Regions from separate parts of the Homo sapiens genome. Here region 2 is linked to region 1. The links are chromatin contacts, found by Hi-C in ENCODE. All regions are on one chromosome and are shown on one strand. The core of a region is the stretch at or near the end of the contact, and the rest is flanking DNA. Distances in the headings are between cores, read along the strand shown. Region 1 overlaps LOC105373456 (a long non-coding RNA gene). Region 2 has its middle 120 kb from the start of LINC00954.

Evidence for each region. A loop is a pair of places that touch in the nucleus more often than their neighbours do. Pooled maps may share reads with other maps.
Region 2: a loop to region 1 is called in a map of endothelial cell of umbilical vein, with 24 times the contacts of the local background. The contact joins two enhancer-like sites. A Hi-C loop is called at or near these places in 5 of 168 maps with a recorded cell type or tissue (A673, HCT116, HepG2 and 2 more), 4 of 37 single-sample maps with no recorded cell type and 16 of 50 pooled maps.

Annotation. Positions count from the first base shown.
Region 1 is chr2:18,748,286-18,754,619 of GRCh38, forward strand. The region is part of intron 4 of LOC105373456 (a long non-coding RNA gene); the gene reads left to right. Among named protein-coding and RNA genes, the nearest start is that of NT5C1B-RDH14, 160 kb to the left of the region's middle. Within about 2 kb of position 4,171, at least 3 of the 41 ENCODE cell types and tissues checked have a DNase peak (open chromatin) inside an H3K27ac peak, as active enhancers do.
Region 2 is chr2:19,742,101-19,748,646 of GRCh38, forward strand. No RefSeq gene overlaps it. Among named protein-coding and RNA genes, the nearest start is that of LINC00954, 120 kb to the right of the region's middle. Within about 2 kb of position 4,996, at least 2 of the 41 ENCODE cell types and tissues checked have a DNase peak (open chromatin) inside an H3K27ac peak, as active enhancers do.

The sequences.
Region 1 (6,334 bases), core at 2,921-5,420:
ATTTCTGTCATCCTTCTTCCACAGTGAGAGTCTTGGCTCGCAATGACATCAACACATTTACTCTATTCTACAATAGCAAAATTAGTTTTAGAATTGCTGAACCCAAATGACTATATATTAAAAACATACTCGGGAGTTGCAGATTTGTTTTAGTTCAATTTCCTAGACTGAAGTAATATATTAACAATACTGTCTTCTATAGTTGCTTGCATTCATTTTATTTTTTCTTCAGTATGATTATTTTCTTTTTCTTTTTTTTAAATTTTACCTTAAGTTCCGGGATGCAAGTGCAGAATATGTAGGTTTGTTACATAGGTATACTTGTGCCATGATGGTTTGCTGCACCTATCAACCCGTCAATCTAGGTTTTAAGCCCTGCATGTATTAGCTATTTGTCCTAAGCTCTCCCTCCCCTCTCACCCCAGCCGCCGACTGGCCCCGGTGTGTATTGTTCCCCTCCCTGTGTCCATGTGTTCTCATTGTTCAACTTCCACTTATGAGTGAGAACATTATTTTCTTCATTTCAAATACAATTGGATTTGTTTCTTTTGCATTTAGTTTGAGGTTTTCCCTACCATCTTTGTTAATTTTATTTTTTACTATGTGGAATACTACTATGCTTCCCAAAGTCCAAACTACAAAATTATACACTCAGAGGAGTGTCACCCCTTCATTCCTGCTCCTCTGCTATCTAGGTGACAAATTTTGTTTATTTTAACCCTTCTCATGTTTCCTTATGTTAAAAAATTAGGTTTATATGTATTTTCATATTCCCTTTCCCATTTGCATAACAGATGACCTATATAGTCCTTTCACTATTTCTTTATGAAGACCCTATATAATACATTGTATATAACATGTTGTTGGACCCTGCCTTCTGCCCTGTTCTTGCTGTGGATTTATAACACCTTCATATTGTGGCTATGTAGAGAAAAGATACCTCTGAAGCCTTTTTTCTGCACTCCAAGGCTTAACATAGAATTGGCCTCTCATAACCTTTTTTTATATAATTGATCTGATTATTGAATGGAACAAAAGGACAGCACTGAGCTATAACAGCGCATACTGAACTGTGATCACCATGACTCTGAAGTTGAAACCCTGCAGTCTTACATGAAAGACTCAGCTCCTTCTGTTATTCACTCATATGGATCTTACACAGCTGCCACCCGGAAGTACTTGATCCTCATTCTAACATGTTTTCCAAACCTTTAAGAATTTGAAATTCCATTTTAGTTGTCCAGAATTCTCTTTCCACCTTTTATGCCCGGTCAACATTTAACCATCTAGTTAAAGGTGAGTGATTTGTCTAACTTACTTGTTAGATAGCTCTCGTTAAACTGCTCTGGCAAACTTAGTATTTCTATAACAACACTTTAGAAACATCTCAACTATAGCACTTTTTGGCCTGTATTGGAATAATTGGTTTACGTTTAGTCCCATAGCCTCCGCTATGAGATTTTGAGTTCCCTCGGTATCAGGACCCTTCTTTATCTCCAGTGATTAACACAGTTACTGCTTAAAAATTGTTTGAATAATTTAATAAATTGATAAGACCTTTCCCCACTTTGAATCTTAGTTTATTTTGTATGTTTAAAAAAGGGTCTACTTGAGATTCTACAGTATTCATTTCAAACTCTAACAGTTTGAAATCTAGAAGATGAGATACCTCTCTCTTTCATCTTCTAGCATTCTTTATATATATACATATATTTCTTGTTTATTATTTGTTTCTAGTTTATTATGTATCTAGTTTAAATATATATGTGTGTGTGCATATATATATTTCTCCTTGACTAGATTCACCACTGACAGGAAGGGGGCGCCATTTAACAGCCTGTGGAGAAAGAAAGTTTTTGTGACTTCTTTTATAGAAAGGGATGGTATTATTATCCTAGCTGAAATTGAAATATATTTTATTCTCCTCTCTGAAATGTCGATTTACTTAACATTTGACATTGGAATTGAGAAAAAAGCCAAGGATACCTCATCTAAGCTCCTTTGCAAATTATGCACAGCACTGATTATTCTCCTTCTAAATTTCATGTGGGTTTATGAAAGGTAACAAAGAATAGTTGATAACTCTTGATATAACAGAAATGTATTAATACATATCATGTATATGACTATGGGTGGATGTGTGTGTGCATTAATTACAGTGTAACATCTGGAATTTGGGGAGGGTTACTTTTGAGCAAAAACTGACACCAAAGTGTACTTACAATGCCTATGTCTACCAGGATAAGCAGAAAAAGCATTTCTGTCTGTTTGTTGTGTCACTTAACAGACGCTTTGTATTAAGATGGTGTCCATATTTCAAGGCCTTTAGCACCTGAAACAATTCAGAACCCAGACCATGTGGTGGTCCCTTAGAATTCTACGTATCTCTGAGGTCTAAGTAATCAGACTCAGGACCAGGCTGTCTTATTTAAAGGGGAGACATCTTGGTAAAAGCCTCTTGAAGCTGCCTGTTCCTACTTTCTGGTTACCTGAGTTGTTTTGGTCTAAGTTGCTTCAATTGTCTGGGCCCAGCCCCACAAGGCACAAATAGGTTTGTTATTTTAAGAGGCAACCTGAAGCCACTCTCTCGTGCAGTTACATAAATAAGACCAGGCTGGCTTGGAAAGGGTGTAAATCTCTGGCCAAAATGAGAGAAGGGGGAGTCATTTGCTTTCAACCACAGTTAACATGCTGACTGAATTTCCAAATAAACTTTTATCTCTTAAGACTGATTGCTAGTGATGGTTATAAAAATGAGTGTTAGAATGTAGCCAAGGAAGTGACCACACCTTTCCAGATTCTTCCTTAGTTCTGTCTTCAGTGGTTATTTTCCTAAAAACCAAGAAGAGGTAGCTCTGGTTCCTAGGTGTAACTCAGCTTTCTTGTAGACAGAAAAGAGGAGTATCCCCCATCATTCAGCTTCTCTTGTACCCCCTCTTTTCTGCAAATTACAGTAAACAAAGGTGAACAGGAGAGATGAGTAAGAACACAAATCTTAACCCAGTCGTTTCTTTCTGCATGGGGTGTGCTGAGTCGTCCTGCCTTTGCCTTCTTGTATTGCACAGAAAAACCTTCAAGCAGCCAAAGGAAAATGCCTCATCTTTGAGTGAAATTCTTGTAGGTATTGCAAAAGGAGTTAGAGGGACTTATCCCGCCTGCACATTTCTACAACATTGTACAAGTTAGAAAATGTTGCTTGTAGATTGTAGTTGACAGTGTTCTTAGAAAAGTAACAACCGTAGCATTTCTTTGAGGTCCTACATTCATTTAGCTTTCTGCTTTCTTCTCCCTTGATTTAGAATTTTATTTTTCCTGAAGAACAATTTTTTATGCTGCCAATGCACACAATGCAAAATAGCAAAAATTTGATTTTTCTCCCACAATTAAACTATACTTTTCTACATTAGGTTAGATATTCGTGGTAAAAAGCAATAATTATGAATTATTGTTTTTTCTCACTTTTTAGAATCTGCACATCTTAAAATAGTTTTAAGCACTTTTAAGGAATTTGCTTCAGTTTGTTTTGGATGACATTTATTTTTTTCCTCCCTCTGAAACAAATATATTTTTTCTTTTTTCTTTTATCCCTCCTCTTTTGTAATTCATATTACCAATGAAAGCCCTTTTGAACAAGCAAACGAAAATCCTGTGATAATTGAAATAGAAGCATCCAAATATGATGTCCTGGTAAATATTTATAAATATGAGATACAGACTTTCTTCTGATGCCCTCAAATGCTGGTCACCATAGAGCACTGAAAAGAATTATGACTCAATAAACTGCATGCTGACATATAACTAAATAAGTAAATAACTGGAGTGAAGGCCAACTGCTGCTTAACAGCTTCCCCAGTTACGTACACACTTTCAAACAAGCATGAAATGTAGGTCTCTGGACATCGCTTAAAAGAACCACAAATAAACAGAGTGTGATCCCACACTCCTATTCCTTCCGGACAGCTAGAAAGCTTGGCTGGGAATTGGGGTGGTTTTTGTTGCTCTTCTGTCCTGTGCACTGTAAACACAAACCCTGCTCAGAGCACCAGGGTCGTGCTGCTGCTGACAGAGTCACTGAGCCTGGAAAAGTGAGGAGTCGAAGAGCCTGTGACCTTTGGCCCATCACCTCACCTCCGATTTTGCAAAGAATCACGCTCCAGACTTGGATACGTCGATTGTAACATCTGGGCTAAGTCAGCCGAAGGGACAGGGAGCCTGATTTGCCAGTTCTCAAGTGTGGCTCTCTTTTTTCACATGCAAGATATATGTTAAGCTCAAGCTCTGCAGTTTGGGGTCAAACAGATGCCAAAATAGTAGAACATTTTCATGGAATACATACCTTTTACATTAAACATAAGGTTGAAGCTGAAAGGCTCGTTAGATGTTATCTATTGTGACTTTTTCTTTCTACATATAAGGAAACTGAGGCAAAGAACAGAGTTCACAATAGAGCTCAAATGCCCTCGTTCTTGGACCACTGCCATCCTTGGACGTTTAACTGTCTGTATCAGTTACCTGTAGCTACATAGCAAACCATTCCAAAAGTAATGATGTCAAACAACAATGATTTATTATTTGTCACAATTCTGTGTTTGCTTAGGCTCACTCAAACCACTAACATGCACCAGGCCAGTTGGCTGGAGGCTGGGCTCACCTGCATGGCTGAGATGGCTGGGCTCTTTCTCTCTACTTGGTCTTTCACCCCAGACTTCTTCACAGCTTGAGGATTCGTGGAAAGAGATCCAAGAGGTCAAGCCCTGGTGGGTGGGCTTTTAATAAATACCCACTTACTGTCTTTGTTGATATCCACTGTCCAAAGCAAATCGCTTAGCCCAACTCAAAATGAAGTGGAAGAGGAATGCACAAGAGTGTGCATCAGTCAGGAGAAGCCTGACCAATTGTGGGGTGGTTACTGCAACAATCTTCTGTACTGCTTATGAAAATGCTCCCCCAAGCGTTCTATATAATAATGGTATCCTGCAAGATAGTAAGCAGCCTTCCTAGCAAAAAGAATCTCCCTAGTCAAGTTTGTAAGAGTTTCTCGAAGAAGAAGAGGTGAAAATGGCATTTTCCAAATGTATTTGACTGAGATTTTCTTTTCCTTGTAAAACAGCTATTAATATCATGGAAAACACTTTTGAAAAGACAAGCCTCGGGCATTAGTACCTACAGGGTATTAGTACTACTACTAATGCCTTATTAAGTCAACAAGACCTTTGCAAAATCCCTGAAGATCTTCTGGTTTTCAGATTCATGTCTTTTCATTTTTTACTGGATCATCTTTTTTTTTTTTTTTTTTTTTTTTTTTTGAGTCTCGCTCTCTCACCCAGGCTGGTGTGTGGTGGCACAATCTCAGCTCACTGCAACTTTCCACCTCCTGGGTTCAAGTGATTCTCATGCCTCAGCCTCCCGAGTAGCTGGGATTTACAGGCACCTGCTACCATGCCCAAGCAATTTTTGTATTTTTATTAGAGACCAGGTTTCACCACATTGGCCAGGCTGCTCTCAAACTCCTGACCTCAAGCAACCCGTCCGCCTCGGCCTCTCAAAATGCTGGGATTACAGGTATGAGCCACCATACCCAGCCAGGATCATCTTGTAAGTCATAAATTTCAGTCTACTGCAACTGGCCCTTCTGTTTTTAGTGTCTGTTTATGCTGTTTGTTACAAGCTGTCCAAGTGAGCACATGAACTTTCCGTCTGGCCCAGAGCAGTAGGTTGCTAACAAAGCATTGATAGGGTGTAACTGGCATGGATAAAAGCAAGTCCCAAGAGTCTACTTCATTTTTCTGAGTCTTAGCTTTCCCTGTGCTAAAAATTGGAAAATCACAGTAGCCTTATAGATAGTTATGATGATAAAATATACAAATATATTTGGAAATATTTTGTGATCTCCAGGTGTTACACAACCATTATCCAACTCCAGTTAAATGTTAATAGATTTGTTATAATCAGGGTTTGATTGCTTTTTAAGTATAGCATAGACCTCCAAAGTGCCCAGCTAATGCCAAGAATCAGTGAAATTCTGAAAATGCTAATGTGATCATGTTACTGCCCTTTTAAAACCTCTCCAATGGTTTTTTACCACTAAAATTAGCTTTTAAGGGCTTATGTGATTGATGCCTGCTCAGATCTTCAGCCTTCACAGCTCACAAGCCAACCCTGACCCATCCCTTTTTCCTTGTTTGCTTCAGCAGAATAGTCTTTTGTTTCCTAGATACTGTCTGTGGCTCTGGTCATTTGCACAGACAATTCTCTTCTTCCCTGCTCAGACCATTCTTTTTCCATGATGAGTAGCATCCCCCGCCCTCATCCTTTCTAGCTTCTCCCACTGTAA
Region 2 (6,546 bases), core at 3,746-6,245, 990 kb after region 1:
ACTCAAGTATTATTTATAAATGCCTTCTCTGTACCAAACCTTGGGCTAAGGGCTGGGATGTGGCCCTGAATAAGATGCATCCCCTATCTCAAGAAGAATGAATGGGAAAGCACCCCTGTGATATTTCAGCATCCTAGTGACTGAGGCTTTGTGCACACACACACACACACACACACACACACACACACACACACATATCAGAAGCAGTGGAGGCTTCTCCCTTGCTACTCTGGGTCTCTGATGTATGGCAATGCATAAACATTTGGGTCAAAAGGAACCCCCTCCCCGCCCCCCCCCCAACACACACACACACAGAACTACTAACTGCCCAAAGTATCCTGAACAAAGAAGCTTCTAGAATTAGTCTTCAAGGTCAGAAGCAACCAAACTCTAGCATCATGCCCAGAGTCCTGAAGCAAGACCCCTGCCTTTCTTCCCAGGGAAGGTACAAGCTCTTCTCCTTGGGGTTTGAGCCTTGCCTGCAGTGCTAGAGAGGCCACGGGAAGAGGGAAGGGAGGGCCCTTGACCTGCTGGCCCCCAGCTCCCCACCTACCCCTCCAGGGAGAGGAGAAATCCAAACAAAAGCCCATTCTCACAGGCAGCCTTTCCAAGAAAAACCAAGTTCTAGAGATGCCGGGTCTGGTGTGAATAAGGGAAAAATGCAAAAATCCAAAAGGCAAGGTCCAAGAAACATTTCTCCCACTGAGTGTGCTATGAAAAGAAAGGGCACAAAGAGGTGGATGGGAAGGAACTCCAGGGTACCCACAGCCAGTATGGGGGTTGACCTCCAGCCACCATTAATTTTCCTGAACAGAATCTGATTTTCAGTGACCCAGGAAGTGCCCCATGACTTTCAAAATGTTAAATCCTACAAGAAGGAACCTCTTATTTCTGAGCTTTGATTACTCATTTGTCAAAAGAGAATAACAACCCCCACCCTACCCACTTCACAAGAGTGAGGTGGGGCCCCATAAGGAGGAAACAAGCTCTGAGACACCATAGGCCTTGCCTTGGCCAATGTGGAGCGTGTCTCACTGCCTGTTAGGATATTTGTATTTTATAAAGAGAGGAGCATGGGTTAGAATTCTGGCTTCACACACGCTGTGTGAATTTGGAAAAATAACTATTTCTCTGAGCCAACTTCCTCATCTGTAGAATGAGAAAGTTGATAGCTCTCTTGAAGTTTGAGCAAAGATTAGAAAAATGTCTATACAGCCTTTAGGAGAATATCTAGCATATAGAGAGCATTCAGTAAATGGGAGTTGTTATAATTCCTAACCATGAAAAAGAGATTCTACACACTCCTGCCTTTAGCCTTTAGAAAAGGGAAGTAGTAGAGCTCTTGGGTTGGCCAAATAAAAACCACACACACGGGCACATACTTTTCTGAAAGAATTTATTAGGCATCCTGGGAGCATTAAGAGCTGCTACTATACACCGAGCCCTCTTCTAGGGTGGGCACGGTGCTCAGCACTCTGGCTTGTGTTATGGCATTCACAGACACTGCAGGAGGTAGAGAGGATCCCATCTCCATTCTACAGAGCAGAGCGCTGTGACTCAGTGAGGTTACAGACATTGCTTGACTTCATACAACCAGAGAGCGGCAGAGGTAGCACACACATGTGGGACTGCCGGAGTCCAAAGCCCAGGCCCTCAGGGCTGCGGTGTGCCAACATTCTCACCATATGCAAGCTGAAAAGCTCAGAAATCCCAGCCAATCACAGGGGACATTGCACTCTCAGAAGTGGACAGAGTCTGCAGCCTGGTGACTCTTGCGTAGCAACTGCAACCACCACCTTCTCCACCAACATCCAGGAGTAATGTGTCTTTCATTCCCACCTCTCTGTCTATAGATGTCAGCAAGGTCACAGCCAGCCAAGGCAACCAAGGCCTATCTGCATATTGTCAGATAGACCAGCAGGGACCTTAGAATACTCTTGGGTGACTTGTTGAGGCTTGGAGGAAATGTTGGTGGGGAGGGCTGGTGAGATGGGGCAGTGGAGGCAGAGGGGAAGGAGGAGCACTGCAGAGAGACCTGAGGAGCCCCAGAGCTGTCTTCAGAATTGCTGCCTGGAATGGCATCCAAGGGCACAGGCTGGTACAACTCTGTCTCCAGCATCAAGATAAGGATGGGAAAGGGGAGGAAAGAGAAGAGCAAGTAGTGAGTTGTCAATCAAAAGGCATGAACGCATCCTTACCTTGAAAACTGAGGCCATTAAGAAACAGACCACAGAATCCAAAAATTTCTCTACTCTGCATCCATCTCAACTGCGCTTTCCAGGACACACACTGCTGAGAAGCCACAGCTGGTGTCTGGGCCACCCAGTCTTTCCATTTAATAATTCAGCAAACACTGGCTGAGCACCTACTGTGTGCAAGATACTGAGGCAGGTGCAGGGGGAGACTCCCAAGGGCAGAACCCAATTCTCAACACAAGGAGGTTATTATCCAGGAAAGGAGAGTCACAGATACAGGTGACTGTCCCACAGGGGGCTAACGGCTTCAGCAGGTACTGTGGGAGCACAGAGCTGGGGCCCAGGTCAGCCTGGGGAAAACAGGGAGGGCCCCAGGTTGGGGGCGGGGCGGCCTTCACTGAGTCCTGAGGGTCAGGAAGGAACATGTCTCATAGATGGGAGGGAGTGTCTCCAGGCAGAGGAAACAGTGAGAATCCCAACAGTAGGCAAAAGAGGAGTGCTCAGTTCAGGGAACTTGGGGGAGTCCAGTAGGTTGGCGCACAGAAAGGGAAGGGCGAGCCAGGAGATGTGAGACCAGAGACAGGGGTAGGGCCACAGGTGGACTACAGAGGTCAACGTTTCTTCTAAATCTGAGGGCATGGAGGTAGCAGCATGGCCTGCTCTGAGTCATAAGTTAGAGCCACCCTGTCCCATGTGATACCCATTAGGCATATGTGACTATTTAAATACTTAAAATTCAATAAAACTGAAATGCAGCTCCACAGTTGTACTAGCCATATCTCAAGTGCCCAATAGCCACATGTGGCTGGTAGCTGTCATATTGGATGGTGGAAGTGTGGAACATTTCCGTCATCCCAGAAAGTTCTACTGAACAGCGCTGCTCTGGAACAGCTCTTCCACCTCCATGGAAAAGAAACAGAGTTGGAGTCAAGGAGGCTGGTACAGAGGAGAAAATGCTCCTAGACTGGGACCGATGTAGAGAACTGAGTGGAATCAGATAGGAGAGATACATAAGGGTAGAAGAAACAAGACTCAGTTACCAATTGGCTGGGGTGCCAGGGTGGGCAAAGAAGCCGGGGAAGACAAAAACAAAGACCTGTTTTCTGGCATGGTTAGCTGGGAGTGAGGGGCAGTCACTCACAGTGGGAGAAAAGAAAAGGGAAGAAAGAGTGAGTCTAGGAGAGAAGGGTGTTCAGTGTGGGTGTGCTCAGCATGGGGTGCCTGCAGAACACCCACAGGCTGATGTTGTGTGGGTGCAGCTCAGCCTGTAAGCTCTGGGATGGCCAGTGGCTGGGGGCTGTGAGGCTGAGCTGAGGGACTCTCAGGAGTGGTGTGAATGCAGGGGCTAGCACCACCATTAGTGTGCTGTTTAGTATACCCTGCCGCTTGTGCTCCGTGGCGACCAGGGGTGGCTGCGCTGCCAGATGGAGACACAGGTGTGGTGTTTGGGAAGTGGGGCTGGGTTCTTGGGGCTGCGGGTTCCAAACTGCGAAACTGCAAACTACAGACTTTATGCTGCGTGTGAAAGACTAAGGGGCAGGGAGAAAGGGGCTGCAGAATGGCAAAATTGTCTCGTGAGGCCAAGGGATTGTGGCTTTGGCCTGTTATTCTGAGAGTTCAGACTGTAACCCAAGGCCGGAAGACGGCTGAAAGTCACGCCAGAGCCTCCTGTCTTCCCAGGGTGGAAACTGTGTTTCGAGTTGCCTGGCTAAATCCCCAAGAGGTGCTCTCTCGGGAAGCAGCTGGGAGAGGAGGACAGAGGGATGTGCAGACAGCAAGCAGGCAGCGCTGGGCACCGCTCAGGGTATAGAAGCCACCAAGCCCTAGACCCCGGCAACCTTGCAGGTGGCTCAGGAAGAAGGCTGGGCTTTGTCCCCACCTCGCAGCTCCCAGCACACTGGAGGGTGGCGGCACACAAGCGTGTTGTTCTCCAAAGCCACTGGGGCACTTCCTGTCAGTTCACATAATTGAGTATTACAGTATTTAAATTGCAAATTGACGATTATTTTTACAGGTGTCATTTTAAATATAACACGAAATTTCTTGACATGACATCAGCCCTACCACACAAACAGCTGCACCAGGCCGCCTGCATGTGTGGGGCACATGGCTGGGCCAGTCATGTTACGACGTACACCACAGAAGTGCAGTGGGAGAGCATGTGTGTGTGTGTGTGTGTGTGTGTGTGTGTGTGTTACTGACATGGTGTGACAGTCAGTGTATAGATGTGTGTGGTTGGGAATGTGTATGTGTGGACCCATGTTTGTGTGTGATGGTGAACATGTATGTCTGTACAGATCCATGTGAATGAAGGTGGGAGGCATGGGGTATGTGGAGACATTGGGCCTAGTGTGCCGGAAACTGTGTGTCAGAGCACCCCGCTGGAGGCCCCAGCCCCACAGGAGATCATCGCTAGACAGGCGGAACCTGGCCTGTCTCTGTCTCTAGAGCTGACCATGAGGTTGCTGCAGGAAGTAGACAAGCTCTATTCTTAAGGTAGAGGGGCTGCCAGGGTGGCCCAAGGTGGTGCTGCAGTGCCCTCCAGTGGACAGTGCCCCCGCCCCAACCCCCAGCCAGACCCACAAGTGGATTGAGAGCATGCAGCGTGTGCCTGACCCCGGGCCCACGTCCTCATCACTCACCCACCTGAGTGGTACCGAAGAGCCTGCCCTGAGGCTCCCCCAGCTCACAAAGGCAAAGACTTAGGGGAGCTTGGGTCAGGGCTGAAATTCACCACCCAGGGCCCTCCAGCCTTTACCCCAGCTGGGCCAGGCATGCCATGGCAATGCCCCCACCTCCAAGGTTGGCCACGGGTGAGCCTCTTCCAGGAAGTTTCCCGAGTCCCCAGGCGAGAGGAACTCCCTTCCCTCGCAGCCCTTCCTCAGGGTACAACTGGGTCTCCAAGGGGCTACAGTGCCCCTTGAGTCCCTCTAGAAGCCTCAGAAAACAAGGCCTGGGCCTGGCATGGCACCTGCTACCTGCACTGAGCAGAACACAGAGCAAGACAAAGAGAAGACGCTCTACAAAACAGCAAGTGTTCATTTACTGTTTCATGTAACTAACTGTGAGGTTTTTAGAGACAGAGACAGAGACAGAGAAGGGAGAAGGGGCAAACGACGCAGGCTCTGACCTTCACCTAGCCCTGTACTTAAGCAGTACTTAAGCAGGGAGTGTGAGCACTGTACTTAAGCAGGGAGTGGGTGACTCAAATGTAGCAACTGTGCTAGGCAGCTATTTTTAGAGTGGAAAAAGGGATATCTCAGGGAGAGACTTAAACCTAACAAAAGAAGAATTTTTCTGGGCTTCCACTCTAGCAAAATGTTATTCGTGGCACCAACAAGCACCCACCAGGCTGTCTGGCCACAGATGAAGAAGCAGCACAAAGCTGCATGGGCACTGGCCTGGCCTCAGCCTGGGCTCCCGAGGCCAGCAGTCACTGCCACTGGCCAACGCCCTGAGGGATGGGGCATTGCAGAGGAAAGCAGGGGCATCCAACCACTGGGAGCCAGAGGGTTCTAGGAAGGCCAACCATGGCCCACCTTTGCCTTCAGAATCGCAGCCTACATTTGTATCAGCAATGAGCTCCGGGCTCTCTGGTATCACCCCCAGGGGTTTAACAGGCCAGGTCAGGCCTGCAAAGATCTACGACTGCCTGGAGCTGACCACCTTAACAACCTGCTCTCCAAAGGCCAGCCCACCCAGAGGCCCAGGCTTCTCACTGCCCTGCCCCCCTTCTTCCAGGCTTCACGGCATTGCCCTGCTGTGACACCAACATCTCCAGCTCACTTTAGAGAAGAGAGGGAATCGAAAACATATGAGCCATGTGGAAGGGGCAAGGAGCCCACTGTTTTTGCAATGTGCCAAATCCACACGACAGAGGGCGCAAGCCAGAGGGCTCCAAAGAGGACTTCCTGTAGGCTGCGACCAAAATGGGTGTGGCTGCTCAGCCCTGAGCCAGGTGACCTGCCTCTCCCAGGCAGGCCTGAGAGGTCTCTTTCCAGGTGCCGGGCCTGTCCACCTCGGTCCCCAGCAGCTCAGGGCTAGGTACTCCCATAGCACACTTCTCCCTCCTGTCTTCTTGCCCTCTCCCATGTCAGAGCCAGGGAAGAGAGGTCCAGGTGAGAGAGAGGGAGACACAGAGCTTCTCACCATCAAGAATGAGCATGAAGAAAGACTTGCCCAAAACGTGGAACAACTTGGTGGCCACTGCCTGCCCTGACTCCCGGTCTACCACTGTTTTCCAGGCAGCCTCTGCCCAGTCTATGACCTTTTCCTCTGCCATTTTTGGCTGACATCTTTTCTGCTTCTCTACATTGCTGTCCTTTGTCTCCATCATTTACCAAGCCTAGGA